Regions from separate parts of the Mus musculus genome. Here all the other regions are linked to region 3. Evidence: chromatin loops called from intact Hi-C (ENCODE). Cell type or tissue: heart. All regions are shown on one strand. Links, peaks and the distances in the headings refer to the core of each region. The heading gives the core; the rest is flanking DNA. Region 1 overlaps Cnnm1 (cyclin M1). Region 2 overlaps Cutc (cutC copper transporter). Region 3 overlaps Gm34922 (a long non-coding RNA gene).

Evidence for each region. Hi-C counts contacts between places; a loop is a spot of excess contacts. Peaks named below come from ENCODE experiments on the same cell type or tissue, not always from the same donor. Only the 100,000 strongest peaks of a DNase experiment are listed, where the experiment ranks them.
Region 1: it touches region 3 in a loop (5-fold over the local background); 16 of 42 quality-filtered maps call a loop at or near these places.
Region 2: it touches region 3 in a loop (5-fold over the local background); 12 of 42 quality-filtered maps call a loop at or near these places.

The regions. Positions count from the first base shown.
Region 1 is chr19:43,491,284-43,501,860 of GRCm38, reverse strand. It overlaps Cnnm1 (cyclin M1), which reads right to left. Exons shown (of 12, transcript NM_001373992.1): 9 at 10,257-10,440; 10 at 9,948-10,097; 11 at 8,050-8,151; 12 at 4,651-6,902. The coding sequence ends at 6,823. Got1 (glutamic-oxaloacetic transaminase 1, soluble) reads left to right here. Exons shown (of 9, transcript NM_010324.2): 9 at 1,304-2,109. The coding sequence ends at 1,443. Among named protein-coding and RNA genes, the nearest start is that of Got1, 28 kb to the left of the region's middle. In heart, for the core only: CTCF peaks have their summits at 3,286 (motif pointing left) and 5,846 (motif pointing left); DNase peaks (open chromatin) are centred at 2,830, 4,230 and 5,780; H3K4me3 peaks cover 1,143 bases; H3K27me3 peaks cover 1,033 bases.
Region 2 is chr19:43,754,654-43,765,230 of GRCm38, reverse strand. Cutc (cutC copper transporter) reads right to left here. Exons shown (of 9, transcript NM_001113562.1): 2 at 9,540-9,611; 3 at 6,444-6,503; 4 at 5,172-5,381; 5 at 4,507-4,542; 6 at 2,225-2,358; 7 at 244-271. Among named protein-coding and RNA genes, the nearest start is that of Cutc, 6.9 kb to the right of the region's middle. In heart, for the core only: CTCF peaks have their summits at 3,571 (motif pointing left) and 4,521 (motif pointing right); no DNase peak of the experiment used is centred there.
Region 3 is chr19:43,624,630-43,635,206 of GRCm38, reverse strand. The region is part of intron 1 of Gm34922 (a long non-coding RNA gene); the gene reads right to left. Among named protein-coding and RNA genes, the nearest start is that of Gm4311, 12 kb to the left of the region's middle. In heart, for the core only: CTCF peaks have their summits at 4,121 (motif pointing left) and 7,665 (motif pointing left); a DNase peak (open chromatin) is centred at 4,136; H3K27ac peaks cover 215 bases; H3K27me3 peaks cover 4,511 bases.

The DNA.
Region 1 (10,577 bases), core at 1,748-9,747, 130 kb after region 3:
AACCCGGGACTGAGCATGGTGTGAGAGCTTCTAAGAGCTCACAAGAAGAGGGATCCCCATGAAAGCATTATTCCCCTACAATTCAGAGGAGGAAATTGGTTTTTATCATAACTTGACAAGTGGTAGGAATAGACTGAACCTGATTTGAACCTCATTTGAAGTTTGTCATCATTTTGTTTTTGTTTGTTTGTGTTTTCTGGGGTTGTTGGGAGGGAGTTTCAAGCCACGGTTTCTCTGTGTGGCCCTGGCTGTCCTGGATCTCACTCTGTAGACCAGGCTGGCCTCAGACTCAGAGATCTGCCTACCTCTGCCTCCCAAGTGCTGGGATTAAAGGTATGCACCACCACCGCCCAGCTTCATTCATTGATTTTTTTTTTTTTAATGATAGAGTTTGTTCTATTTTTTTCTCTTCCCCCCATTTCCTTAAGAAAACGTACAGAGCCAGGTATGGTGGTACACAGCCTTTCGTTCAGCACTCGGGAGGCAGAGGAGAGCGTTGAACTTTTCCTATGCCCCATCTGTGAAATGGGCATGATAGGTTATCACCAAGAATACTGAAGCGCATAGCACACTGCCTAGCATGTCACACTTGCCCACTAGTTTGTGTGATTTTATTGTTCTACTTCATTTTTAATGGGCTAATTAAGCAAAAAATATGCTAGAGTTCTATCACAGTTTTGCAGAGAAACAAAATCACTGTAGTGATGAGGACATGCAGGCCTCTGTCCCCTTCTGCTTTCACGTGTGGGGTTTTTTCCTGCAACCATGGAATCCCTGATGCATCCTAGGAGGCTGAAGGATGAGTGGTCCAGAGGCTAGAATGTGGTGGTCCCTAGGTCACGGGGTCTGGGTCACAGGGTCACAGAGCCTGTTGGTTCACTTACATGCCGGTTATCTGTACATTGTGATGGGCTCCTGTCAAATGTACTCTGAGATGAAAGGCTCACTGGAGGTTGTTGGATGCTCAGGACTGGAGCCCCAAAGCCGGTGTCGAGCACCTATCAGGGTTTCCCGATCAGGGTACTTCCCTTGTGTCTGATGGCTGCTCTCAGTTGAGAGGGGTATCTAACGTGCAAGGTCTGGCTGGGAGGTCATCCCGGCTTCAAAGCTGCCCCTCTGCTGTAGTCATATTGTCAACGTCCTGAAAATTGAACATGAATTACTGAGAAATCTTTCCAGGATCTAGTGAGTAGTTTCCTGTTGGTTGATTGCACCAGTCTGAGTTAAGGAGGAAGAAGGAAGATGGTGATCTCTGAGTGTCCACTGCTTAAGTCAGTGTCTTGCCCTCCTGTCTTCTCTACAGCCAAGCAGGTCGAGTATTTGGTCAACGAGAAGCATATCTATCTCCTGCCGAGTGGTCGGATCAACATGTGCGGCTTGACCACCAAGAACCTAGATTACGTCGCTACCTCCATCCATGAAGCCGTCACCAAAATCCAGTGAAGAAACACCTCGTAGTTCACGCCACCAAAGCAGTTCTTGTCACACCTTTCCTGCCTGCGCAAACCTAGCTGTACCTAGCTGTACACGTCCTTTATTAGAGATGACCGAGGGGAAGCAGCTGCTGTTTAGCTGACCCCCCACATGAGAAGACGTTTCTTGAAATGAGCCCCGGGGGCTCTGGGGTTAGAGCCTGTTGGAAACCAGAGTAGATTAAAGTTATTTAAGAATAAAAAGAACTTTGGCTATGAGATGTAATCACCTTGCCTTCCTCTCTAGCATTCTGCAGGAGTGATGCCCACGGAGCCTTGGGCTTCTGCGTGTTGCCTGACTGTACAAAAGTCTAGTCTCAAAGATCAAGTTGGTCTGAGGAGCCGGATGTGACTGTGGGTGTTGGCTGGGGCATTAAAACTCATCATCGCCACCCATCTCTGTCTCTCGTCACCCTGATCTCCCCGCACGGTTGTGTCCCTGGTCTGGAACATTAGTTTTTTTAAGGCAACTGTGGCCAATATTTATATCATGACATACAAATGGATTTACGTATTTGACTGAAATGAAAGTTCCACTAAACGGTATTTGCTCTTGTGATATGTGGCACATTGTGATATTTTCTTAGTCTGTTCTGTTTTATTTAAAAAATAAAACTGCTGATCAAGACAAGTGAAATGGAGTTTGTGATCCATTCATGAGTTGCCACCCACAGTTTAGAATGAAGTCTTTAGAGGGGTTCACTGATGGCAAAGGTAAAGGAAAAAACAAAATGTGTTCATGAAACTGGAAGTTCAAGTAGGATCCAGGCTGTAAGTCCATGTTGCTTTTGTAGGTTTATCGTTCAGACACCAGCCATTTTCTTAAGAAACTAGGATGATATCATTTAGAGGGATTCTAGAATACCAGCTCTTTCCGTCACCGCTGGAGCTGCTATGTCCCTAGTGTATTGAAAACATTACAGCTGCTTAAACATCACAAGTTCCAGAGTCCCTGAACTCTGGGAAAAGGGTGGGTCTGGAAAAATTGGTAGGGCTATGCCTTACTTTAAGCAACAGAGTAACCACTTTTCAAAATATTTAAGAGTAGCTTTTCAGAATTTCCCAGGACTCCCTTGAGGTATAAAAATCCCACGATTTTTAAAGATGGTCGGCTCCAGAAGTCACCAGGTCTAGCCTGGCTACCGCAGTGAAACAGTCTGCTTGCTTCCTGTTGTCTCTGACTCACCCCCTTTCCTCTGGGTGTGGTACGGAATTCTTTCCAAGCTTACCAAGACACCCTGTTCTGTTAGTAGGGCCTTTTAGTTTAAAAAAAGACCTTTGACCTTGAGCCAGAATTTGGACTGTTGCTGTCATTCTGCCGTCATTCCTCATTCCTTTCTTTGAATCAGTCTGTTGGTACTGAAACAGTCTGGCTTCCTGCCTTCGGAGAGGAACGGTGGTTATCCCTGGTCTGGCTTTCCTTTGCAAAGCCCTCCGCCCTTGCAGATCCTACCATCTGGCTGGGCTGACTCTCTGTAGGTGCCCCAGGCTGCTGGGTGTGGACGAGGTAAAGGTTATTAGACGTTAGCTTGCAGCTTGTTTCCATTTGTATCCTTTATTGAGGTTTGTTCTTTCAGCTCTAGGATGCTGCCTTCCCTGGAAGAGTTTCTTGCATTCTCCCTAGGGGTGGCTTAAGCCATCAGACTCCAGTACCTCTGATGGGGACAGACTTGGTTGTTGTGAGCAAAAGAGCATTGCTTGTTGCTCTTGCAGAGGACTGGGGTTCTGTTTCTAGCACCCACATGAAACCACAACTGCCCGGAATTCCAGATCAAGGGGATCTGACGCCCTCTTCTGGCTTCCAGGGGTACCTACATATGCTAAGGCATACACATAAATAAATCTTAAAAAACAATTTTGATCAATGTGGCCCTCCAAAATGTCCTACCCAGTAACCACCCCCCACCTTTTTTTTTTTTTTTTTTTTTTTTGAGACAGGGTCTCTCTGTGTATCCCTGACTGTCCTGGAACTCACTCTGTAAACCAGGCTGGCCTTAAACTCAGAAATCTGCCTGCCTCTGCCTCCCGTGCTGGGATTAAAGGTGTGCGCCACCACTGACTGGCTCCCCAGTAAACTCTTACTAGGGCATACTTTTCTTGTTAGGGAAAGAGAATTTTTCTTCTAGTTTTTTATTTTTAAATTTATTTTATAAAAATTTATTTATTAGAAAAATTTCTAATTTTTCTTCTAGGGGGAGTGCCAAAACTATTTAAATTAAGGAAACAACTTTAAGTCTCAATGCCAGTACCAACATGCTAAAAAAGTTTTTAGTATTTTAAAGAAAAAAAAAAAAGATGAAGTGGGACAAATTGGTTAGCGTGTCCTGTACTGTGTCTGGGGTTCTGTGGATGTTTGGGGGACACTGCAAGAGCTCTCAGATGTGGGTGCATGGTAGACTTCAGAGGTGGGCAAACAGAAAACTCCAACTTGCCAAAACTTCAATCAAGTTGTCCAAAGGCATCAGCGCCTTTGAGAGGCAGTTTTGAGAAATGAGTTAAGCAGCCTTTATTACACCACCTGCTAAGTGTAGCCCAGAGAAAACAGCCTTTAGCGTATTAAGGAAAGAATAGCCCCGATTGGGTCTCCAGAGAAGAATCCTGTATTGTTCCAGCATAACCCTCTAATGGTCTTGTTACACTGCTTGCAAGCTGCCTGGCTGGTCCGCCTTCTGGAGCCAGCTAACTGCACACGGAACCTCTGGCCCACTGCTTTCTTGTTCCTGCCTCTAGCCTTTGCGTAGGAACCACTGGAATGGGGCCATCTTGATGTTCCAGAAGGTCCGAGAAAGCCAGCAGAGTCTCAGGGGTGTAGGGTCTGGCCTCCAACATCCTGGTCTTTTCTCATGGTCACATGGGTTCAGCAGCCACTGGCCCTTCTCAGTATCCTCTTAATACCCCCTTGTCTCCACTTACATCCAGTCTTAGGTTTACTTCCCTCTTCTGCCGTTCATTCCTATAAAAATCCGACTCACCTGACTTCCCAAAGCAAAGTCTACCTGAAGTACCCGAACTTTGCTGTAACCTTACCTCAGCCTCGCACCTGCCTCAAGGGTAGTTAGTGCCCTGCAGGCAGGTGGGCCACACAGGTGAGATGTTGACACCTGTGCATTGTCTGACACGCATCTCAAATGAAACCATTTTCAAACTCCAGAATCCCATGGGCAAGCAAAGCAGCTAGTCCAGGAAAACACATTTTTATTTTATTTAAAAATTATTTACAATTTATTGAGTTTTCATAAATACTTTATTTTAAAATCTTTTTTTAAAATGTATTTTAACCTGAAGAAAATCGGAGGGGGGGGGTGGGGCTTGGGAGCTAGGGAAAGGAATGGTGACAGGTCCCTTAGAGGGTCTGCAGAGGGTGGAGTTAATACAACAGTAGTGGCCTGAGCCTGGTGGCCAAAGGACTAATGAGAGGGAACTTTACCTAGCAGGGCTCCCTTGTGAGATCTTGTTCCAAACTCATCATCACTTACTGGCCTAGGTCTGCGACACCAGCACTAAGGGCTGGCACTGTATTCTGAGCAGGCAGGAGCAGGTTGGGAGAGGTGGCTGTGGACTTAGCTAGAACACATGCATGGCTGAGCCTCAGGGCAGCCAGGCTAAACAAGGGGCATGTGAAGTCCATGACATACACAGAAGAGGCATCTCTGGCTCCAAACTTCCCTCCCATGGGCTACGGCCCTCTTGGCAATACCTACTGTGGGTTTGGTAGACAGTGGGCAAAAGTTATATGGGATGTAGGTTGTGACCCTACTGCGTGGTGTGCCAGGGATTTCTAAGGACCCTGTCTTGGTGGGTCCCAACCTTCCCCCATTGACAAGAATGCTTCACCACTTTATAATCAAACACTCTTCTCAAGCATCCCAGAATTCACTCTGCATTGCAGAAACATCGGGCTGAAAGTTCCATTATTCAAAACAGTTAAAAAGCCTTCCTGGATCTGGGAACTTTGAGAATATTAAGAAAGCTTCAAGCTTCTGAAAAACACACAAAAACACTTCCGACAATTTTAAGGGCTCTTTAGCCCACTGGAGTCAAACTATGGACCCCCATGGGGTAATGGCCCCAGGTCAACAACCCCTGAGTTAAAAGTTCCTGTGGGCAAGTATTTCCCCGTGACTGAATGGGGGTGGGGTGGGAGTGGAGGTTGGGGGAGGCAGCTAGGGAATAGTTGGAGATTCAGCAGGCAGCACTGGATCTCTGGGCACTGACTGGAGGTGTGCAAGGATGGGGTGGGAAACGAATCAGAAACTCAAACTTGACTTTGAAATTTTCCCTTGGGCTGGTTGTGTTTCCCAACACCTACATGATTCGTAGGAGTAGATATGCATGGTCACTCTGCCATCTTGTGGTTATGATTAGAATTGCATCTGCCCCAACATCCAGGGCTAAAACCCCTGGATCTGGTAGGTTTTTGGAATACTTAGCTGACCAGCAAGGGATGTAGTAAAGAGGCCTGAGGAGGGGGTATGTGAAAAAGAAAAATGAGCGTTCAACATTCCTGTGTCAAGCACAGTGAAGTCCCGTGACAGCACGGCACATCCGTCCTGGCCGACCTGGGCACTCTTTGGTTTATCATGGCTACACAAATTTTAACAACTTACAATTTTTCATGTAAGTTGTTTTTTTTTTTTTTTCCTGCTTTTATTTTCACTTAAAACCTGAAGTTCTGTATCTGGCTCACAACTTGGTCTCTGTGTCCCCTGAACCTCCTCTTCTGAAGCAAGCTTATAGACTCGGGAAGCCCAAACTGACGTCTCTGGGAGATACAGGGACTCAGGGCTTCCTCTCTCTTTCTTCACTGCAGCCGAACTGCCCTTCCCCAGGCTGTGGGGAGAATCCACACACTAACAGGGAACAATCCTTGTCCATCTGTCCATCCCTGGAGCTGATTTTCACACCGGCTCCTCTAGACTCCAGTACACCTCTCTGCCCGCATCACTGTCTGAGCGAATGCTAAGCATGAACTATGGTAGAAAGCATTATTTTGTCCTGGAAGAAAGAATGGTGAATTCCAGGACATGGGTCTCCTGTGGCCCAGGGACACCAAAGAACAAAGATTATTATTGGGAGCCTCAGAATGGCATTCTCAGCTTTGCGTCGGCCCTGGCCAGTTCTTAGACTATGCTACAGACAAAACCATTTCTAGCGTCTTCCATTACAGGCGTCTCCTTCTGTGTCAGACTGGAGGCAACTGATAAAACGTGCCAGACTGACTGAGGGGTGAAGGGTGAAGGGCCGAATGTTCTGTCACTGATGGGAGGCCTTGGGGGTGGCGAGTGACGGGAGGGTGGGTCTTCCCCCAAAGCCTCAGAGTCTCACACTCAGCCAATGAGGGAAGACCTGGTCATGTGATCAGGGGCGTTAAATTGGAGTTTTCCTCGGAGGCTCGCTCCCCGTCTGCGGACTTCTTTCTTTTCCGGCCACCTGAAAAACAGGTTGTCAGCATCCATGGGGGGATGGGGGGGGGGGACGGGGGACGTTCACGCACTGTCAGCAGCCTGAGGACTCTTCTGTCCTCACAGACGCAGGAGGGGAGACATAGCCCTGCCTTGGAACTCATGCAATGGAACCATGGTGCGGATGTCTGCACCTTTACACCTTGAAGCACTTTCCCAAAAGAGGAGCATTTCTGAAAAGGCTCAGTCCCCCTGGCACTAGCGTATAGTAGAGGGTGCACAGAAGGGATTGAGGTAGTCCCCCAAAAGCCATCTCTCTTTTCCCTGGAAGGCCCCAGCTCAACTGACTGCCAGACACCACACAGTACTAGTCTCCCAGTCTTTCGTGTCCCATGGGCCACAGCTGGGTTCAGGACTTCCCCAGGGCCCTGGTTCAGGGCATCTCCCGCCTACCCTGGGCCAGGTGATGCTGATTGGATAATGCCCTCGAAGGCGGACTTTGGGGGTTTTCAGGAGCATTTTCATCCTGCTTTCTCAGCTGTTGACCTCTGTCTCAGGAGGAGGATGCTCTCCTTCCCCTCCTTAAAGAATATTTATTTCATGTGTGCGCATTTGCACATGTGTGTATGGATGTGTGTTGTCGTGTGGGTGCCACGGTGTCATTCTCTCCTCTCACCACGTGGGTCCTGGGCTCGAACTCAGGCCCTCAGGCCCGGCAGCAAGCACCCTCACCCACAGAGACATGGTCCAGCCCTTTGCTTTCCTTTCTTGGAGTCTCCTGGACACAGTTTTTTTCCCAAAGGACTATACAGTAAATATTATAGGTTTTACAGGCTCTAAGGTCTCTGTCACAATCGTTCAGTCTTACCACTGTGACTACATATGACAAACGGACCTATGGTCCAAAGGTCCCTACTATAAAAAAATCACATGACTAGTCAGAATTTGACTTTAAGACATGTCTGTAAGACTCCTGTCCTAGGAGATCACCAGTGCGATGGGACAGATTTGAGCAGTATCACAGGTGTGGCGCTGGCTCAGGCCCTGCTGTGGATTTCCAGAGCTGTGGTAAGAGTATGCAAGCCTCACCCCACCCCCTCCCCCCGGGAGGACAGGCCTCACTTGCTTTCCCAACTACTTGGTGAGGAGCTTTGGTCTGGGAGAGGGATACTCACTCAAGGTTCTCAGCAGCTTCTTGCCCATGTTTTCCTCAGAGTCGCTGCTGCAGGGGCTGGCCTCTGGATCCAGGTGGATATTACAGCATTCAGGATCCGAAGCTGAAGGGAGAGCAGACTCAGGTCTCCAACCTAAATGTCATCAGGGAGGTTCTGAGGGATGCCTTTCTGAGAGTGACAGACAGGGTCCAGGGGTGGGACCTCTCTGTGAGAGACAGGGTAAAAGGGTGGGACCTCTCTGTGAGTGACAGGGTAAAAGGGTGGGACCTCTCTGTGAGTGACAGGGTAAAAGGGTGGGACTCTCTGTGAGTGACAAGGTGAAAGGGTGGGGCCTCTCTGTGAGTGACAAGGTGAAAGGGTGGGGCCTCTCTGTGAGTGACAGGGTAAAAGGGTGGGACCTCTCTGTGAGTGACAGGGTAAAAGGGTGGGACCTCTCTGTGAGTGACAGTGTGAGAGAGAGAGAGAGACAGACAGACAGAGACAGAGACAGAGACAGGTAGACAGACTCCTGAAAGGTGTTGTTTATTAGTTGGCAAGTGACATTTTACTGCCACAAAGGGAACAGACAACAGGACCTGTAACCCAACAGTCTACTCAAAAGTCAGAATAATGACACCTCTGCAGATACCCTCTGGCAGGAGAGGGAGGAAGATCCTAAGTGTCCCTACTTAGTGTCTGTGCCAGACATTGAGCACTGTCATAACAGGGTGCACACCTGTGTCGTCTTAGAATCTTAGAGCCCAGAAAGGATTCAAGCCTCCCACCAACTGAGCTCTGACCCAGGGAGGCAGGGTGTGTGTTGGAAACTGACCTGCACCAGCAGCCCTGACGTGGAGGCCGCATCTACCATGGTCTTTGGGTGTGCGGGTGAGCCATTTCCCAAATCCTGGGAATTCTATGCCCCAGTCTTCCGGGTTCCACACGTTTCCTCTCTGATCTTACTACCTTAGGAGTCTTTCCACTTCTTTGCTTTGTATACTTGGTGTGGAAGAGGCCAGACCTGAAATACCGGGTTGAGGAACTTCTGGCCTGGTAGGTAGGTATATAGAGTGTCAAACACTTGGGAGTCTCACTGCTATTGGGACACAGGGAGTTTTGAGCAACTCTGCTGTCAAGACAGAAGTGCACTGTGTCTCATGTGAAGTGACCTGAGAATGCAGGGGTACTCCCTGACACCCCCCGAGACTGTGGCCTGCACTGTGGCCCAGAGGAAGGGGAAGGCCCTACCAGTGGGGTTAAGGGCTGATGTCAGTCTTCTTATTGTGGGGTAGTTCTAATATTTATGGAGCGGGATACTATACACTGATGTGCCCGATATAGACGCTATGCCACTTGAAACTGCCTTGTGAGATAACTACATCATCTATACTTATTCACTTACTCAAGGAAACTTACCTACTAAGGAAACTGAACCTTAGGCTGTGGTACTGTGGTGTACTGTGGTGGTACACTGTGGTGGTCCATGCCTGTAACCTGCCCAGGGAAGGCGGGCGCAGGAGGCTTGGAAGCTCAAGGTGGTTCTCTGTACAAAGTAAGCTTGTGGCCAGCCCAGATTACAAGATACCTTATCTTAAAAAAACAAAAACAAAACAAAAAAATCCTGAACTGGAGGGTTAGGGTCTGAATCCAGGCAGAAAATGCTCCTATCATTGCCCAAGTTTTCCTGGAAAGATGAATTGGATGGGCCCAATACATGATAGGTGCTTGGTAAATGCTGACCCTGCCCTCTTTTGTGTGTGTGTGTGTGTTTGTGTGTGTATGAGAGAGACAGAGAGAGAGAGACAGAGAGAGAGACAGACAGACAAAGATAGACAGACAGGAGCTGGAGACCCAGGGCTTCCCCAAGCCCTGTTTGCCAGAGTGATGATCTCCCTTTCTGCTCTGGACCCAGCCCTGACCTGCTGTTGTAGGAACTGCGACAGGGGACAGCGAGACTTGCTGTGACCTGTGCTCCTCAAAGTTGGGCATCTCTTCTTGGGGGAAGGCCATCTCCTCCATCCTCAGGTACACAACCTCGCCTGGGCTTCTCAGACCATCCGAGCGGCTGCCTATGGAGGACAGTGAGTAGGTTACCTCTGTGCCTGGGAGGAGACCTTGGGCTCTGTGAGGCACAAAATGCCTGCTAGGCAGAAGTGGAGGAGAAATGTAGAGCTGGTTTGGTTTTTTAAATCACAGAACAGCCCAACTCATCCACCAGACTGACTCACATGGCAAGCTGGTCCTGTTGCTCAGGAGGGTGAGGACCGGGTCGTCCTTTGGAGTCTGGGGTGTGCCCCGGGTGGTGGGGGCCTTGGTGGAGTCCCCATCAGTGAAGGCTTCCATATCCGGGGACTGGGGTGAGCTGTCCATGTGGCAGGCCGTGAGTGCGTTCTGGTACTGTTGTCGTGTGATCTGGAAGGAAGTGGACAGAGACTCAGGAGAGCTGCAGACACTCCACCCATGCAGCCAGCTTTCCTAGGCAGACAAGCTCTAAGGGATGCTCTGGGATGCCCACCCTGAGGCCTGAGGTCATGAAGTGGGAGTCCTAC
Region 2 (10,577 bases), core at 952-8,951, 130 kb before region 3:
TATGCTACCCAGTGAGAAGGCAAACGTGGAGAAATTCCTTATTTGTCCCCATTTGCGCCGACATCTGTTAGAACAGTCTTCTTTTAAATCCTGGCAAACACCTCAGCGTCAAACACATTAATCAGCCTATATATGTTTATCTCCAAGTGCCACGTTCTAACATTTTCTCCTTTGGTTTCTTGACTCATTTACTTTTCCAAAACTTTATTTCAGGGTTATACGAAAAAACAGAGATATAAATACCTGGCATTACCACAATCCTGCCTTTTGCCTGAAAAGGAGGGGGAAAAGTAAATTTTAGTATCTTTTACTGAACAGAGATTAATAAATATATTGAAAAATTTAAGTTACTGCTGTTTAACTTTTTAATAGCTCTTTTCTCTCTCTGTCTCTCTCAAGAAAGGGTATTGAGCAAAAAAGATGTTCAGCATGATAATTTTTTTCCAGAAAGATTTTTATCGTATTTCTTTTAAACTGTATAATGTTAGCCAGGTAGTGTTGGCTCACACCTTTAATCCCAACACTTGGGCGGCAAAGGTAGGCAGATCTCTGAGTTCAAGACCAGCCTGGTCAACAGAGTGAGTTCTATCTAGGACAGCTAGGGCTACATAGAGAAACCCTGTCTTAAAAAACTAAACCAAGCCAAAAAAGTATAGTGTTATAAAAACAAAGAATAAGTGGGAAAATACATTTTATTTAAGGTGGTGACCTTAAGAAAAATCTTATTAAAAATTTCACAGAAATTTTGAGTTTGTGGTATCTAGTAGAGTGAAAATAGTTGCATCTAAGAAAGATTTTAGCAGAAAAGACAATATAATATAATTGTATATTTACAATTAATGGGGGAAGTGGGATGGTGGGAAATCACTAAGTCTTGCCTCACTAAATACCAACAAAACAAAGCCGTAAGTTCATTAACTGAGACTATAAGAATTAATCTAATTTCTGATAATTTTGGAAGATAGGGACAAATCATAAAATTATTATATTGCCTATCCACTCAATCAATAGTCCATTTATCATTCCAGAACATCATTATTCCCACAGTTGCCCTTCTCAAGCGTCCTCCTCACCTAAAAATCACACGTAAGCCCCGAATTCTAAGCATCTCCTATAAAAATCACATGTAAGCCCCGAATTCTAAGCATCTCCTATAAAAATCACATGTCAGCCCCGAATTCTAAGCATCTCCTTGAGTTACATTTCTTTGCTAACACACAGACACAGGAATATACAGAGTCATACATGCATTCTTCTGTTGCTTTTTATATGCCTCAGGAACTAAACAAGAGACAAAAATCCATCTCTTTGCCATGGTGAACAAGAGTGAGTTCCTACTTGAGTGGAACTTACGTATTAAAGGAAGATAGATGACATACAAACATATAAATATGTATTTGCTGCTAAATCGGACAGTCTGAGTTTAATTCCTAAACCTACATGGTGAACAGAGAAACAATTCTGCAAACTGTCCTCTGACCTCCACACACATGCTATGTCAAGCACATGTGCATGCTTTCTCTCTCTCTCTCTCTCTCTCTCTCTCTCTCTCTCTCTCTCTCTCTCTCACATACACACACACACAGAAACACACACAAACAAATGTAAAAGGATTGTTTTTAAAAGGCAATCTCTGACCACTTTACAAATCTAGTTCACTCAGAGAATTAGGAGACAACATTGCCTTCTATAGTGATAGGTGAGAAACATGTGAAAGAACCTAAGTTTTAGGATATATGTTCAGATGACAACTATAAATTTTACAGGGGTTTCCCTGCATATGCTTGGGTTGACAATAAACAGATGTGCTGTAAAACTAGACAATACTAATGACAGAGAAAAGGTAAGATTTGCTGTCTATAACTTGATCTGAAGTGCCTTGGTTATTTAAAACACTCATGCAATAAATCAATAAATAAAAATTATATAAGTGTATCATTGGCTCTGCTTTTCTTCCACAATCATAGTTAGTAATACTAATTTTTATAAGCTAGTTGGATAACAGATAGTCTAGTATAACCACAACCATCTTTTTTTTTTTTTTCCAAGACAGGGTTTCTCTGTATAGCTCTGGCTATCCTGGAACTCACTTTGTAGACCAGGCTGGCCTCGAACTCAGAAATCCGCCTGCCTCTGCCTCCCGAGTGCTGGGATTAAAGGCGTGCGCCACCACACCCGGCTACAACCACAACCATCTTAAGAAGTAAAGAAAAAGGGGCTGTACCTGGTCTATGAGTTGCTTTATTAGAGGCAGTCCTTCCAGTGCTGAGCTGTCGCATCCACTGGTCAGGACGCGTTCAAATCCTAAGGTTAGGAGGGTCTCCAGAGCTGCCATTGGATCATGAACCATATCAAAGGCTAAAATAAGTAAAACTGATTTGAATTTGAACAGAAACATCATCTAATTCAATAGTTTCCAAAATGTAGAATATGTATGTTTATATAAAACACACTTTTATAAAATATATTACAATAATAATATGCTAGATTTATATTGGCTAACAATAGACAATTATGAGATATTCATAATTTTTTAGGTCAGGCTGGCATGTGAAATTAGTCAAGGAAAAGCACTTAAACCACAGAAAGCAGAAAATGCTACAAATCAGAGTTTCTCCTTTCTTTTCTTTTTGAGTCAGGGTGTCACATGTAGCTATAATTAGCCTGGAGCTCACTATGTAGACCAGCCTGGCCTCAAACTCAGAGATCCATCTGCCTCTACCTAATTTAGGGCTCCAGGATTAAGGACGTGTGTCACCATGCCTGCTTTAAGAGCTTTTTGGTTTATTTGTTCGTTTATTTATTTATTTATTTATTTATTCTTAAGGGTTCTCTTTATTTTCTAAGAGTCAGAGTTGGCCATTATAGAAGTCTACACGCCAGTGGTAATTATACATGGTTGTTTTATCAGCACATATTTCAATAGGTGTATTTACTTAGATGCAGATAAGAAGTGACAGGTTTTAAACTGTCAGTAATCATAAACATTTCTCTTTGAAATAAACTTACTTAAAAATGTATTGTAAAGAAGTATTAATGTATACAGGTAGCATTTAGACAAGCTGTTTATGTGGCAGGCTAATGGTGACATCTGGAAAAGACTCCAGACACACTGCACTGTATAAGATGAGTCATTATGCTCACCTGTCTTGGGAGAAACCCAGCCTCACAACCACATTTACTGAGTAATAGTTTGTACTTAATCATTTACCTGATATATGCAAGACCACAGTGTAAGGCTGGCTGTTTCCAACAGACTACATGAGGTTTCAATTACATTACTATGATATGTCCCCTCTCAAATCAGGCATGGGGGCACAAGCTTGTAACTGCAATACTCAGGAGGATGGGGCAAGAGGTTTTCAAGGACTCCTCTCTTCAGCACACTAGGAAAGTGGCCCAGGAAGCTTAAACAAGAAAATGTGCTGGCTCAGCAGTTAAGAGCACTAGCTGCTGTTCTAGAGGTCCTGAGTTCAATTCCCAGCCAACTACATGGTGGCTCATCACCATCTATGATGGAATCTGATGCCCTCTTCTGGTATACAGATGTAAATGCAGACAGAGCACTCATACACATAAATGTATAAATCTTAAAAAACTAAGCATAACAAAATTTAAACTATTTTGTTCAGATAATGTTCTTTAATTTAAAAATGTTTTTCATTTTTGAAAATTTTTTGGTGTGCCTGGCCTCAAGATGCTGACATCTTTTAGTTATTGCCATTTTATAAGAAGCATTGATAATAACAAATCAAGACAATAGTTTCTGGTAGTGTCATACATTTCAAAAGGTAACAAATATTTTATCTTAATTTCAATAAATGGAGACATATGTTGGCAATTCACTCTAAGTCTATTTAAAAGAATAAAAACATTGAACACTTTCTCGAGTATATCAATGTTTTGACTAAAGATTTCTTTCTTCTCATGAGCAATGGTAGAGCCTTCTAAACACAAGTGTCACTCGTCCCTCCACTTTGCCAAGGCTTAGTAAGATTTAGCCAAAGCACATCAGAACTACCACTGTTAGCATCGATCTCTTCATAAAAACGTCGGGTCTTTTCTCATATCTGCTTCTTCTCCCACAAAGAGTCTATTTGATAAAGATGACCTCCCTGCTAGATCTCCGAGTGGTTTTGTCCGGCATAAGCCAGGCAGTACATTTCATTTCAGTGGCCATGGAGGTTTATTCCATCGAGGGCTGTGTAGGATCTAAGACAATCACTAAGAAATGAACCTCAGGACTGTTGGACACACGCCCTTCCGGCGATGCTTACTTTCTTCTTGGGTGCATGCTCCCACTGCCTCCTTAACAAGACTTCACGATGGGGCTTTTATGTTTCCTAGACACTGCACACCATCTCTACGTCTATCATTTTTCTTCCCAAGAACTAAGATACTAACTAGTATCACTGAAACATCATAGAACAGTGTTCATTAGAAAGGTTGTGCCATCTGGTAAAATTTGACACCATTTAACAAATCTACAGACTAGAAGTAACTCACCTCTGTGGAAAGTGACCGGCAGAGGGCGGCAAAGAGCTGAAAGAGAAGAAAGTCATCCAACAACACGAAGAGGCTGATTACTAAATGCAGAATTCTCCTTTCGGGCTAAAACTTCTATACTATCTTCTGCTAAGACAGTGAACTAAAATAACAACAAAATGGCAGCGGTGGCAGCTTTATAAACTCTTAAGCCCTATCTTTCCACTCAGCTCTGACTTTATATAAAATATAGCTATCTACACCTTAGGGCCACCAGACAAAACTTACACAAACCATAAAGGCAACATTACATCTATTACCGCTCTGAGCATCTTCAAGAAGAACTTTGGCCTCGTAATGTAGGTAGTTTGCATCTGTCCTATCCCCTCATCACTACAATAACTTCTTAAGCTTTGGTGCAGTGGTTAATATAATCAATATAAGTTTCTCTTAAACTCTGTACGAGTAGTATTTCATCTACGGCACAAAGGAGTGTTGAGATGGCTTTGCCACATGTACACTTTACCAGAAAACCACCTAAACAACTTCTTTTCAAGAAGGTTAGGTTAAATATGACTGAAGGTATGACTGAAAAAATCAATTTTGAGATTTTTTTTCTGTATCAGGAACGTGTGTGCATGTGTTTGTGTGTGTATGTGTTTTACACCTCAGATATAAAGTCTTACCTACAAGAGACAAGCATAGCTCTTTGTCAATGTGTCCATCTTCAGTCAATGCCCCAAACACCAAACCATCGGCACCATAAAGCTTGGCAAGGCGAATGTCAGCCTTCATCACCTCAACTTCACGGTCGGAGTATAAGAAGTCGCCTCCGCGTGGGCGGATCATCACAAACACTGGGATCTGAACACTCTGTTTTACTACTTGAAGAACACCTTTAAGAACAGAAGCAGACTAAAGTTCAACTCTGAGATAAAATGTCTGGGGAAGTTATTAAGATATTATTGGTCATATATGGTTATTCTTATGTATAATTTCCAAGGGAAAAAGAGTTGAGAGAAGAAACTGGAGAATGATGATCTAAAGGGAAGGCGGCCTGTGGAGAATGGAGGAAAGCCTGAGTGAATGCGTAAAGAATGGATGAGGCCCTGAGTGAACTGTATCAGACCCACGGCAACCGTGAAAAACTCCCTCTGCCTGGGGCATGGCAAACCATGCCTCTGATCTAGCCAGTGTGTGCCAACACTAGCGACTGCAGCCAAGGACTAAGACCTCACTCTGGGACTAGATAACTCCTCCACCGGTGCTGAGGCTCCAGGTTGCTGCACAGGTGGTACCACTCCATCACAGTGAGTGGAATCCAGCCCAGCCCAGCCCAGCCCAGCCCAGCCCAGCCCAGCCCAGCCTCTCTGTATGTCTGAGTATGTGTATCTGTCTTTGCTTCATTTTCTTCTTGCGTGACGGAAGTCTCTGGGACCAAGCAATGTCAGATGCAGTGCAGGCCAACGAGAAAAAGAAGTGTTTATGGTAGAAGGTGAAGGAAAGTCAATGGCAGACAAAGAGCAAGGAAGAAAGGCTGAAGACAATGAACTTGAACACACTTGTCAGTTGATACAACAAAAACTAACTTTCAATTTTTTTTTTTGATGTTTGAGGACAAAAATATGTTTGATTAAAACTTTTGATGGGCAATGGTGGTGTACGCCTTTAATCACAGCACTTGAGAGGCAGAGGTAGGCGGATTTCTGAGTTCGAGGCCGGCCTGGTCTGCAGAGTGAGTTCCAGGACAGCCAGGGCTACACAGAGAAACCCTGTCTTGAAAACCGAAATAAATAAATAAATAAATAAATAAATAAATCTTTTGATGATGTTATTTACAACCATAAGCATTTCTAATCCGTATCATACTCATCATATACTTAACATAACATATAAATTATCAGTTGTCCCAAGCTGTGTATGAGAAACTTGGTGGTGGTGGTGGGGGAGATACTTACCCATACTGGGTGTGGTTCCTCCCTCCAGTAGACCAGAGCACAGTTCAATCCGACCAGCACCTGTGAGAAACACACTTTTTTTAAAACAAATGGTTTATTTAAATATGAGAAGAATGTGAGAACTTAAACCTCGACTGTATGCTACAACAGTCATTGTGTTACTGATGGCCAAATTAAGAGTTAATTCAAGTTAAGCCAGTTCTCGGCTGGTGAGGTGGCTCAGCAGGTAAGAGCACCCAACTGCTCTTCCAAAGGTCCTGAGTTCAGATCCCAGCAACCACATGGTGGCTCACAACCATCTGTAACAAGATCTGACTCCCTCTTCTGGAGTGTCTGAAGACAGCTACAGTGTACTTACATATAATAAATAAAATAATCTAAAAAAAAAAGTTAAGCCAGTTCTCTTAAAATTTGCATCTCTCCATTGCTAGTGGGACTGCACACTGGTACAACCACTCTGGAAATCAATCTGGAGGTTCCTCAGAAAATTGGAAATAGATCTACCTGATGATTCAGCTATACCACTCTTGGGCATACACCCAAAAGATGCCCCACCATGCCACAGGGGCACATGTTATGTTTACAGGGGCCTTATTTGAGATAGCCAGAAGCTGGAAACAACCCAGATGTCCCACAATGGAAGAATGGATACAGAAAATATGGTTCATTTACACAATGAAATACTACTCAGCTATTAAGAATGAGGACATCATGAGTTTTTCTGGGAAAGGGATGGAACTAGAAAATATCCTGAGTGAGGTAACTCAGACCCAAAAGGACATGCATGCTATGTACTCACTAATAAATGGATATTAGCAAAAAAAGTACAGAACACCCAGCACACATCCCACAGGACTCAAAAAGGTTAAGCTGAAGGACCCAAGTGAGGATGCCTCAATCCCAGTTGGCAAGGAGAAGAAAGCAGTTGCGGGGGGTGGGGGGGTGGGGGTGGGGCAGAAAAAGAGAGAGACCTGGGTGGGAAAGGGGAAAGGGACAGGAAGAGGGGAACATGATCAGGTATGGGTGGGGGAGGTCAGGGGAAGACAGGACTGAAGCCCTGAGGGCCAGCACAAAGAATGGAAACAGGTAACTTTGGGAGCTAGGACCCTCTAGAAAGTACTGGAGACCTGGGAGGTGAAAGACTCTCAGGACTCAAAGGGAGGGACCTTGGATGAAGTGCTCTACAGTGGGGAGGGGGAACTTAGAGTACTAGAGGTGGACTCTACAAATTCCTCCAGCGTTAAGATAGGGCATTAAGTGGAGGGATGGGGTTGCCACCACAGTCAAAAGCTCTGACACAGAATTGTTCCTGTCTGAAGGAACTGCAGGGACAAAAATGGAGAAGAGCATGAGAGAAAGAAGGTCCAGCGACAGGGCCAAATTGGGATCCATCTCAAGGGAAGGATCCAAGGCCTGACACTATTACTGATGCTATGGTGTGTTTATAGGCAGGAGCCTAGCATGGTATCCCTTTGAGAGACCCAACAAGCAGCTGAAAGAGTCAGATGCATATACTAGCATCCAACAAATGGACAGAAGCTGGGGACCCCTGTGGTTGAATTGGAGAAAAGCTGGAAGAAGCTGAGGAGGAGGTGGCTCCAGGGGAAGACCAGCAGTCTCAACTGACCTGGACCTCAGAGATCTCTCAGACACTGAGCCACCAACCAGGCAGCATACAACAGTTGATATGAGGCCCCCAACACATATACAGAAGAGGACTTCCTGGTCTAGCCTCAGTGAAAGAAGATGTACCTAACCCTCAAGAGATTTGAGGCCCCAGGGAGCGGGGAGGTCTAGTGGGGTAGGGGTGGGGACATACTCTTGGAGACAGGAGAGGGGGAGGGGAGGAGGGATGGGATGGGGGGGAGACTGGGAGGGGGATGAAGTCTAGACTGTAGAAAGGGATTAAAGAATAAAAAGTAAGCCGGGCAGTTATGGTACACGCCTTTAATCCTAGCACTTGGGAGGCAGAGGCAGGCAGATTTCTGAGTTCAAGGCCAGCCTGGTCTACAGAGTGAGTTCCAGGACAGCCAGGGCTATAGAGAGAAACCCTGTCTTGAAAAACCAAAATAATAATAATAATAATAATAAATTAATTTTAAAAATATTAAAGAGTTGCTGTGGACAGGGAATAAAGGCAGTATTAGGAGAAAAGAGTAGAAAGTAACATCAAGGTTTCAAAACATTCCTCATTCCTCAGAGCTTTAAAAAGCAAACCAGTTACTTTGGAGTATCTATCAAGGTAATTTTGAGATGAAGGGAATGGTGATAGGGAAGGAACTTTCAGACTACTGGGATTGTATTAAAAGGTCTCAGCAACAAGGCTCTCACAAGCCAAAGATAGGACATTATAAGCACCAATAAATAAAATAACTATGATAGATTAAAACACATATTTGACTAGACTAGGATTCCCCTAGTAGACACATCTCTTGAGTGCATCTTTGAGGGAGTTTCCAGAGAAGTTTCACTGAGAAGTAAAGATTCACATTGTATGTGGGTAGCACTATTTCATAGGCTGGAGTTCCAAACCAAAAACAGAGAGGAAGCCAACTGAGCACCAGCATCCATTTCTGTTTCCTGACTACAGACACAATGTAAGACACAGACACAGCTGTCTCACCACGCTCTGCTGCCATGCCTTCAGTGCTTCAAACTGGGAGCCAAACTAAACTCTTATGCTCAGACCCCTAAGAGATCTTTAAACTCTTTCAAACTTTTAAATTTGTGTCAAGTGCAATAAAATAATCATGTTAATGAGTTAGCAGGATTATAGACACTTGACTTGAAATGTGGCCTGCTTGGGGAATGGGGAGATTAGACAGATTAGACCATGCTGGGACTGTAAGCACGCACCACCACACCAAGCTCTTCAGTAGGTTTTCTAGTTAGTTGTTTCTGAAAGGACTGTTGCTATTGGAGAGATGACAAGGCTTTTTAAATTTTTTTAATGGAGTCTCAATAACTCACATGGAACTCATAGTGGCACTTCTGCTGTAGCCTCCCACGTGCAAAGCTTTTGAGGTCAGTTCATAGGATTCATTTTCAGACTCTCAAAAGGTTGCCAGCCATCATGTATCATCTAGTTTTCCTTACCTCCTCTTTCTGCATTCACAGCGGACTCCACCGAATCTACACACACTTCCATAAGAAATCCATTTCCTGCTCCTAAAATATATGAACAGACATTCTTGAAGGAACTAGCAATTAATACAAATCTCCCATAAATACTTCATAATTTTGCTGCCTGAATTCACATGTGCAATAGAATAATAAATTGATGCACTAAGGCCCATCTATGTGGTAAAATGTCATTCATTAAAATTGACATCTCTAGACCATGAAATAGATATACAGACACACACATAAGAAACCAAACTGAAACCATCTTTACTACACAGTAAATGGGACACTAATCTCCCTAACACAGAGACCTCATCCCCGTGTATCCCAGCTCAGACTCTCAGAGTGTTTCTCAATGCCAGGCGTTATAAAAAACGAGAATTGGATTTCAAACCCTGGTCCCACTACTTTATTCCCTGTGTGATCCCAGACAAGTTACTTACATTTTCTATAAAACAAGAGTGGGCTTCAGTTCCTACCTCAGGGTACTGAACACTGAGATAACTTACATAAAGGCTCTCATACTAAGCATTCAAACCCATTAAGATACAGGGTTTCCTCTTTATGACTCATTCCCTTCAGTCTCCATTTTTGCCAATGATTATACTATCTCAGTTGACAAAACCCTTCTAGTTTAATCTTCGAATGCTAAACTTTTCCAAGGACCATACCAAGTCACATTTCCACGTTTTTTTTTTTTCCTCCCAAAGTAGAAACTTTTATCTACTTCTTTTGAACTCCAATAACTTGAGTTTATATATTTCTCACTAAACCCCTAGTTTCACCTCTTATTTATGAGATAAACATCTGGTCGTTATAGTTGACGTGAAGTTCCTTAATAAGGTCATTATAAGGATTCTTTATAGTCACCTCTCAGAAAGCAAAGGTCGGTCCTACCATGCTAACAAGTCAAATATACAGTAAAATCTGAATTACAGATTCATATGTTGATAATAAAAAGTGTGGTGTTAGCAGCTTTGGGGTTTTCCTGCAAGTTAAATGTATAACTCA
Region 3 (10,577 bases), core at 1,006-9,005:
CTTTTAAAATTAAAATTTATGTTAATGTCATGGTTCTATCTGTAAACAAGTTAAAAATTTTTAAAGTTTTTTTTTTTATTCTAAGTGCATGTGTGTGTGTGTGCGTGTGTGTGTATAGGCCAGATCCCCTGCAGCTGGAGTTAAAGGTAGTTGTGAGCTGCCTGATGTGTCTGCTGAGAACCAAACTCAGGTCCAATTCTTCTGACAGAAAATGTAAGCCTTGTGGTTGAGAATCCTCCATATGTGCAAAGCCCCTGTTCTTGCTTTAATGTTGTGCTTTTACTATCTTGCTTTTGGATGTTGATGCTGAGGAAGGCCTCTGAGGCCTCTGCATGCTAGGCAAGTGCTCTACCACTGACCCAGCCCTTTGAAATTCACCTCCATCTGTAGTGACAATTTTAACATCTTGGTCTCTTAAAAAAAATACAGAAATATTATAAGGATGTTTTCATTATAATCTCAGCTATAAGCAGTACGGGGCTGCTTCAGATTGTCCACAGCAGTTGACTAGGATTTGCCTGGTGCTCTAGCAGGTGTTTTTCAGTGGCAGACAGTTCTGGGAACTTTCCAGAGGGTATATAAATGCCAGGGTCCCCGTGAGGTAGGGTTGGGGCTGATGGGTGGTTGGGTGATTGGTTGCTGTTGGTTTTTGTTGGTTGAGGTTTGTTAAGTAGTTGTGTGCAAAGAAAAAGCAAGAAGAAGGAGACTGAGGAAGAGAAGAGAAGAAAGAAGGGGGGAGGAAGGGTTGGGGGAGGGGGGAGGAGGAGGAAGAGGAGGAGGAGGAGGAGGAGGAGGAGGAGAAGAAGAAGAAGAAGAAGAAGAAGAAGAAGAAGAAGAAGAAGAAGAAGAAGAAGGAGAAGGAGAAGGAGAAGGAGAAGGAGAAGGAGAAGGAGAAGGAGAAGGAGAAGGAGAAGGAGAAGGAGAAGGAGAAGGAGAAGGAGAAGGAGGAGAAGGAGAAGAAGAAGAAGAAGAAGAAGAAGAAGAAGAAGAAGAAGAAGAAGAAGAAGAAGAAGAAGAAGAAGAAGAAATAAGATATGCTGATAGCAAAGATCAAACTGCCTCAAAAGAATAAGAAGAGCAGGGCTGGTGAGATGGCTCAGTGGGTAAGAGCACCCGACTGTTCTTACGAAGGTCCAGAGTTCAAATCCCAGCAACCACATGGTGGCTCACAACCATCTGTAATGAGACCTGAGACCCTCTTCTGGAGTGTCTGAAGACAGCTACAGTGTACTTACATATAATAAATAAATAAATCTTTAAAAAAAAAAAAAAAAGAATAAGAAGAGCAAAAGAAGACACACAACACACACAGAACAAAAAACAAAAAATTAAAACTGCCCACTTGACTGGGCAGTGGTGGCACATGCCTTTAATCCCAGCATTTGGGAGGCAGAAGCAGGCCGATTTCTGAGTTCAAGTGTTCTAGGACAGCCAGGGCTATACAGAGAAACCCTGCCTCGAAAAACAACAACAAAAACCATGAAAATACTACCCACTCGATATCCTTATATTATAATCTGAGTGATTAGAGCCAGCAATGTGGCTCAGTTGGTAGACTGCTTAAGTATCATACAGGAAGCCTTGGGTTCAATTCCCAGCCCTGGTTTAAAATCTGGGCATGATGGCTCACACCTACCTATAACCCTAGGAGGCAGAGGATAAAAGTCTCCATCCCCAGGGCTAGGGTTACAAGCATGCTTGGCCACGCCCAGTTTTCATGTGGGTGTGAGTTTCATGTTTGCATATCAAGCCAACACTCCAGCCCCTCTACCTTTTTGTTTTATTGCTGCTGCTGTTCTGAATGGGAAGGGACACCCGTATATTATGCCTGCCTCTCCCTCCCTCCCTCCCTCCCTCCCTCTCCCTCTCTCTCTCTCTCTCTCTCTCTCTCTCTCTCTCTCCCTCCTTCCCTTTCTTCACTTTGTATCCTGATGGAAGCTCTCCCTTCTCCTCCCAGTCCCACCCTCCCACTCCTTCCCCATTGTCCCCTCCCCTTCTACCCATGGGTACCAACCCGTCCTGGCCCATCATATAATTGTTCTTTATGACATACATGCAGGCAAGACACCCATACACATGAGATAAAATAAAAATAACAGGGCTAAAAATTGAGAATTCCTGTGCTTTCTCCTGAACCCGTGGAGCCAGTGTTGTAGGACCCAGGAGTACTCTGTTTCTCATTTTTGCAAAACATACGTAATATAAAGTGTTACCACGTAAATTATTTCCGAGTGCACAATTCAGTGGTTTTAGGCACATTGATGTTGTGTCACCAGCCATCACTGTCACGTTACTGAGACTGTGGCTTTGCAACAGTGCTTTCCCAGGGTCCTCTGTCTGCAGCCGTTGGCAATGACGATGTCCATTCCAGGTATCTCAGGAAAGTGGAACTGATTTGCCACTCCCAGCCTGCTTTATATCACTTAGCAAAGTGTTCTCGGTGCTCCTGTACATTGTAGTATGTGTTTTGGGTTTCTACTCCTTAGGGCTGGGTAATTTGCCACCGTGGGCACATAACTGCCCTTTGCTTGGCTTGTTAATGCTTTGATGGGCATCGGCCTGCTCCTGCTTGTTTTGAATGATGTTGTAATGACGTTATATGTGTACACATTTGCTTGAGTCTCCGCTTTCGACTCTTTTGGCAATATGGCACACCTACATTTTCAGGGCCACGTGGTATTTCTAAGTTCAGCTTTTTAAGGATCCGTCATACTGGTTAACTTAGTAGCTGTATCTTTTTACAGTCCCACCAACAATGTATTAAGCGTGAGCACCCCAGTCTCTGCATACCTTCCTTTTGAGACAGGACCTCATTATTTGTTTGTTTAACTTACTAAAGAGGTACGTTTGTTTTTAACCAATTAATTAATTAGTATGTGTGTGTGTGTGTGTGTGTATGTGGTGTCTGTAATGTGTATGTATGTGTGTATATGTATGTGGCGTGTGTATATGTGGTATGTATGTATATGTATGTCTGTGTATGTGTTTGTGGTGTGTATGTGTATGAATGTGTATGTATTCATGTGTATCAGTGTATGTATATGTGTATATCTATGTGTATATGTGTATGTATGTGTATATATATATATATGTGTGTATGTGTGTAGGTGTGTATAGTGTATATGTGCATGTCTGTGTGTAAGTGAATATGTGTGTATATGTATATATGTGTGTATATGTGTATGTGTGTATATGTGAATGTATGTATATATATGTGTGTGTGTATATGTGTGTATAGTGTATGTGTGTATGTATATGTGCATGTCTGTGTATAAGAAATATGTGTATATATGCGTGTATATGTGTGTATATGTATATATGTGTGTATATGTGTATATATATATGTATGTATGTTGTATGTGATCAGACTCTACTCATTTGTGGTCCTGGGGATTAGAACTCAGATGCTCCTGCTTGGTTAGCAGTGCTCTTAACTGCTATGTGATCTCTCCAGCCCCTGGTCTCACTTATTTAGACAAAACTGGCCTTGAACTTGCAGCAATCACTCTGCCTCAGCTTTCACCCTCCCTAATCTGCCACACACACCCCTTGACTGGTGTGAGATAGCCCCATCTTCAGCTTTAACAGGATCCTCACCATGATTGCTGCCCACACCAGGACTGTAGCCATGTCAGCAGCCGGAAGTGAAGAGCAGGGAGCCCTGGAAATCTGAAACGCCAGCCAGGGATTTGGCCAACATCATCAGTCAGTCAGAGGTTGAGAAGGTAAAACATGCATTAGTTCCTCACAGAAAGCAGCTTTAGTCTGTCTGTCTGTCTTTTTTTCTCTCGTTCTTTCTTCCTCTACATTTTAGGAGTATAGTCTGAAACCGTTGACTTAAATGGCCTTAGGCTTACCAAGTGAGAATCTGGGACACTGAGACAGGCAATCAGAGAATACAGCTTGGGATATGGGCAGCCACTCTGGGTTAGATCAAAGAAATGGGCAAATCCTGCTTCCCCACAGCAGCCTTCGTCAATATTTGAAACAACAATAACTTTTAGATGTAAAGCATACAAAGGAGAACCTTGTGTTTCTTTCTGAAGAGCCTGTGTTCCTCCCCAGCCAGCAGGAGGCTTCCATCTTGGCTTGTTTTCTGGACGGGAAACAGTGCCCAAGGCTTTCTAGTGGTGAATGTGTGCCCCCTGGTGGTCACTTTCTGTAACACTGACGCCACCCAAGGGCAGTGACTCAGCTTTAACTCATCTTGAGTGGGAATGGAGAGGACTTCGAAGTGCTCTCTCTCTCTCTCTCTCTCTCTCTCTCTCTCTCTCTCTCTCTCTCTCTCTCTCTCTCGATTTTCTGTGGAAATTTGCATGCTGGTGGTACTTCCTGGAACACAGGGGGAACATCAACTTTTTTTAGTGCTTCCATACCTCAGCATGTTCTGCCCAACACTGTCAGGTGGGGCAGGTATGGAACACTAAGCCACATGTAGTTAGTATTTGGCGTCTGCTGGAGCCTACATTAACCCCTCTCTTGATTGGTGTCTGGAGGCCGCACTGGAGATGCTCGGGTGTAGGCAGTGTCTGTCCTTTCTGTGTCTACACTGTTTCTCTCTGGGAGCCTTTGATCCTGCAGGGTGGTGAGGGTCTGTCTATCCACGCAGCCCTTCCTCCTTTGCCTTGTTAGAAAACGCTGCCTGCGCCTCAGAGAGTGCTGCTTAACTCAAGGTTGCCTCTTTCTCTGATCCCTGACTGCTCTGAAGGGAGAAGCGTTCCTTTGCCATAATATTGCCCTTGCTATAGGCTAAAGAGCAAGGGAAACAGCTAGTTACGGAGGGAGCGTTTGAGACTATGAATCAAAATACGTTTCTCCTTTCAAAATAAACAAATTAACAAACCTAAGATTATATATATTCCTCCAAGCCTAAAATGCAACATTTCCCACAATATATAAGCAATTTAATGTTACCTATAACAATTAAATATAAATAATTATATATAATTAAATATATTTAACCAGTTAAACGTTAAAATTAGAAACTACTTTGCCATCAATGTTAAAGAAACCTTGCTCCCTCCATTTCCTCAGCACGGTGGAACCTCTGAGTGGTGATCACCCTCTGAAAAGGTAAAAAGGGTAGGACCCAGGGGAGCCTTCTTTCCGACACACAAGACAGGGGCCTAAATGCAAACCACCATGGTCGGTGAACACACCACGGATTTTCATGAGAGGACCTGTTTCTCACTGACTTATAAGTGAGTCACATTTCCCCCCCAATGAAAAACAACCTAATACCTTACCATGCTTATTTCAATGCTAACGGAAGACATCATGGCCTGAAGCCTCCCAGTAGCAATGGCTATGTCACTGGATGTTAGCTGGTGGCCTCTGAGTTACCAACAGCCCTGCATTAAGGTTCTGACCTCGCCTGTGCACATACTCACTAGTCACAGTGTAAAAACCACAAACATCCGGTAGCTGACCGAATTTCTCCAGCACCTTGGACTTCTGAGGTAGGAATGTGCTTTTGGTAGGTGTGGAGCCCGTAGAGTCCACGGACATTACAGAAAGCCTCCTGGGAGCCAGTCATCCCGTCACCCCTTGGCTCACTGAAGGTCCTGCGAGGTAGGTACTAAGATCTCACTGTATTCACAAGGAGCGTGAGGTTCAGGTGGGTCCAATTTACTCACCCACAGCCAAGCTGGGGAACTTCTGCCCAAGACAATTTGCTATCTTGCTTCAGGTGAGGAACAGCAGGGAGACCACAGGGCCGCAAGGCCTGCCTCCCCTCCCCTGTGGAGAACCTTCCCTTAGTATCCAGACCCACTTATCCTCATGGCAGCTGTCCCAGCACATCTAATTTACCTCCACTTAGCCTTAATTTGATGCTTCCAACTGCCTGGGAGGAGATGATGGTCCTCCCACGTGGGCTGAGCACCTCCCTCCTCAGGCTGGCTGTTCACACTGCCCATCTATGCCCAGCCCCGGCTACCACCATCTAGAATTACTACTGGGTGAGGGCTAGGGTTACTGCACTTAGCACAGAAAGGCCCTCACCCCAGCCTTTTCCAGACAGGGGGCTAATCACTCATCGTATGCCAGTTGGTCATGTATTTGGGGCTTTGTTTCTGCCAGATCTGAAAGCAAGCAAAGGGTGAGGGGCCACGGGGACTGGGACAGATTGAGTGCGGCTGTAGGGTGTGAATGACGGGGGTTATTCAGAGAACCAACATTCCAAAGGTGTCCCAGGGTGTGGACACACGTGAGAGCCTCTGTAACTGACATGGTGGGCATCTGACGGCCCACATGCATGGTCCCCAGCTGGGATTCCTGAGAGCCTACTGGGCACAAAGCATCTCAGATGGGAACTTCAGTGTAGTTCCTGTCTTCCAAAGGAGTCTAATAGCAGAACAATAAGAAGGTGTCCCCTTAGCTTGCCCTCAATACAATCAATCCTGTCTTCCTCCCTCCTCCTCCACCTGTCTCCAATCTCCATGAAACACACACTCATTTGTTTTGTCTAAGAGCCTAGAGGTTGTCTCAGGGTTGGGTGGGTAAAAAGGTGAGCACACATCTGTAGTCTCAGCACTGGGGAGGCAGAGATAGATAGCAGATCTTTGGGGCTCCCTGGCCAGGATTGGCAAGCTCCAAGTTCAGGCCCTGTGGATAGAGATTGAAGGAGACATTTGATGCCAACCTCTGTCCACCACAAGTGTGTGCCCATGTGTTCACCAGGTACACACTACAAACAAGTTCACATATATACACTACAATACACACACACACACACACACACACACAAAGATAATCATTTTAAAGTGGCCACCGAGAAGTGGGTTTGGGAGGAGAGAGTACGTTGATGGATCCCAGAGTGCATACAAAGTGCAAGCCACAGAACTGAATGATAGCTCATAGAATTGAACTAGACACAGGGTAAGGGCGACCACAGGTGATTTCCAGACTTCTGATCCAGCCCCTAGGCCAGGCAGTGCCTCTACGACCTGGAGGAGGCTGAGGGGGACAGATGCGAGGAGAGGGTGGCCTTCCTGTCAGGCCTCCATTGATTTTTTCTGATTTTAGTGTTCACAGGATAACTTTGCTGCTCCTCCAATGAAAATTAATTAAAGGAAACAACCCAAATTAAGATTTACTTAAAAATCAAGAGATCTGCCTGTCCCTGCCTCCCATGTGCTAGGGTTAAAGGCGTGCACTGCCGCGGCTGGCTAAAGTTAACAGATTTTTAAGTTTTAAGCTGTTGAGATGGACAGGGATAAAAAGCAGATGCTGCGAAGAGGCCTGATGCTCTTGCTCATCTTCTGCAGCCCTTTCTCACTCCTACAAAGGTTATTTTTAAAATCGGGCTGACAACGTGGCTCAGCAGGTAAGGTCCTTGTCCCCAAACTCGATGACCTGTGTTTATTACCCAGGAATTACATGGTGGAAGGAGAAAAGTGACTCCCTCAAGATATTCTCTGACCTCTCCATGTGCATTGTGGGACATATATGCTAATGTGCGCGCTCGCACTCTCTCTTTGCTCCTCCTCTCCCCTCCCTCCTCTTAATAAATTTACTTTAACAATAAAAATTTATTTAAGTGTCTGGAGAGATGGCTTAGCAGTTGGGAGCATTGTCTGCCCTCTGAGAGAACCAGGGTTTGACTCCTGGAACCCACATGGCAGCTCACAACTGTAATCCCACTTACAGGGGACACAATGCCCCCTTCTGGCCTTGTTAGGCACTGCATGTATGCAGTATACATACATACATACATACATACATACATACATACATGTAGGCAAAACACCCATAAATGGAAAAAGAAAAGTTTATTTCAAATTGTTGCTCGAATTGACAAATAAATAAACCATATGTTTTTATGGCACACATGATTTGATCATATGTGTATATGTTTTGGAATGACTAATTCAAGATAATTAGTATGCTAGACCTAGAGAGATGGCTCCGCAAGTAAGAGCATTGGCTGCGTTTGATTCCCAGCACCTACATGGCCGCTCACAAACTGTCAGTAACTCTGGGCCCAGGTGTGCCAACAACTCTGCCAACCCCTTTCTGGCCTCCATGGTGCATCGACACACGTGCAGGCAAAAAATAGAAAGAATGCAATACTCGTTAGCAACTAACGTGCCTGCATTGCACAGATACCTCAAACTCAGTTCCCCTAACTGCAATGTTGAGTCCTTTGAGCAACATCACCTCAAACTCTGGCCCTGGACCCCCCTTCTTACTCTCTGATTCTAAAAGTTGAAATTTTTCTAGATTTTGCATATGAGTGAGATCTTGCATGTGAATCTTCCTAACATTAGTTTAAAGGCAAAGAAAATTGTTCTCACAGTCAAAACAAGACCTAATCACCCCCACTTCTTTCCCTCCCCACCTTTCTTTTTACAGACCTAGTATAGCTTTCTTACCTCTGGCATACACCTCCCTAGCTCCTCCTTAGACACCAGGCTCAAGTATCATCTTTTCCTACGAGTCTATCCTGACCACTCCCATCAGACTGGCAGCATCCTGTGAAAAATCACGAGTCACCCACCCCTTCCCATCACAGAAGGAGGGAGATGTTCTCTGTGAAGATGTCCTGTCCTCCCCGAATGCTCAGTGACACTTTTACCCACCGAAAGGAGGAGATCCGAGCTTACTGAAACTGTGTTGCTTGGGTACAGTGGAACACATAAAGACTAGGTGCTGTTAAAATCATTACCACCAACAACAGCAAAAACTAAAGTGCTCTGGGGAGTTCACTGTTTAATAAATTCAAAGCCAGTCAGCAGGGGGAAAAAAAAAGGCCTGCTAATTGCAAATCAGTGCATACCCTGGAAAAGAAGTCACGTGACTTATTGCAGCAGAAGAGAATGCTGGAGGGCTGTGGGAAGGGGAGCAGCTGTTTGTGGCTGTCCAGTGTCAATGAGTAAGGCCCTGCACGCACACAAGTGCTGAAAGGAAAGCCTGTGTGGATATCCCATCCCTGCCCCTCCATTAGAGTGACCTATGGCATGGGGATGTGGATCTGACATGTAATCTATAGACTTTGGGGCTGGATCTGATTTTGACCACCTGGCAAATGAGTGGTGGCTAAACGTCCTAGCATCTCCCGGAGGTCATAAATTGCACTTAGGTATCGAGTAGGTCTTACTAAGCTGTTTAAGTTCTCGTAGCTACTACAGGAAGACATACATCTTGTGCTATACATTAACTGCATTTAACAATTAGGTTGAATGAACTGCCTGTATGTCTTGAGAAATGAGGTACCTCCTCTGGACCTCCAATTTTGTTTAGGGAGTGGATAGAGGGAAGTCTGAAAAGAAGGCAGAGGATAAGAGAAGTCACCTTCACGGTCTATCACTTGACCTTTCCTGGCAGCTGACACCCCGAGACGCCCCTTCAGGACAATTGGAAGAGAATCTCCCTTTGTTTCTTTTGCACTTTGCAATCCATACAGCTTTTTGACAATGATCTTTGACAAGATGGTTGGTATAGAAAAGGATCTTTGGCTTCTATTCAAAGATAAATGTGATTCTTATGATCTTGTGTGTGTGTGTGTGTGTGTGTGTGTGTGTGTGTGTGTGTGTGTGTGCATGTTTACGTGTGAGCATGATCACATGCCATGGGGCACACAGGACATCAGAGGACAACCTCAGATATTGGGTCTCACTTCCCAGTTTGTTTGAGTCAACATCTCTTGCTCATTGTTGCATATGTGAGGCCCGAGGCTTCCGGGATTTTCCTGTCTCAGCCTCCCATCCTGCTGTGGGGAAGCTAGCACCATAGATGCTTCTTATTTATTTATTATGTATATGAGTACACCGTCACTGTCTTCAGACACAGCAGAAGAGGACATCAGATCCCATTACAGATGGTTGTGAGCCACCATGTGGTTGCTGGGGATTGAACTCAGGACCTCTGGAAAAGCAGTCAGTGCTCTTAACCGCTGAGCCATCTCTCCAGCCCAAAGGAGGAATTCTTTAGACTGTCAGGCCAGCTACGAGAAAATATCTGCTCTACAAAGAAATTGAGCAAACTTGGTTAGAGGGCTGGACTCCTTCTCTTTACAAAAAGAAGCTAAGGCACCTATCTGTTTATTGCTCATTTTTTTTTCTAAAACTGGTTGTTTGATGTCCTGTAAATGACCCTAGAATGTCAAATTAGTGCCATTTTTTTCGGGGGATAAACACATCAGTTATGATACGCAGGACCCAAAACTCCACATTTTGTTGGGTATTTGTTCACTGAACTAAAGTGACCACCTGCCCCTGCCCCTCCCCAGCCAAACACACATCTATGTGCCGATCCAACCCCTTGGCAAAAGCTGCATCTACTGTGAGTAAATGAAACTCTTTTCTAACGTGTCCAGAGATGCTGATGCTGCAATATGAGCCCAGATCCAACTAGAGCAGTTTGCTTATTCATCAGAAGGGACTCTGAGACACTGACCTGATGGTCTGCCTGCCCTGTTAGAGAGATGAAACCGCCAGCCTTCCAGCCATGCTACCTATGCAGAGGCTTGCTGTCCATTTGTCTGAGGGCACTGCTGCTTAGAGAGACTGAAATCTCTCTCTCTTTCTCTCTGTGTTTCTATCTCTCGTTTATTTTTATCTTTACTTTATACGCAT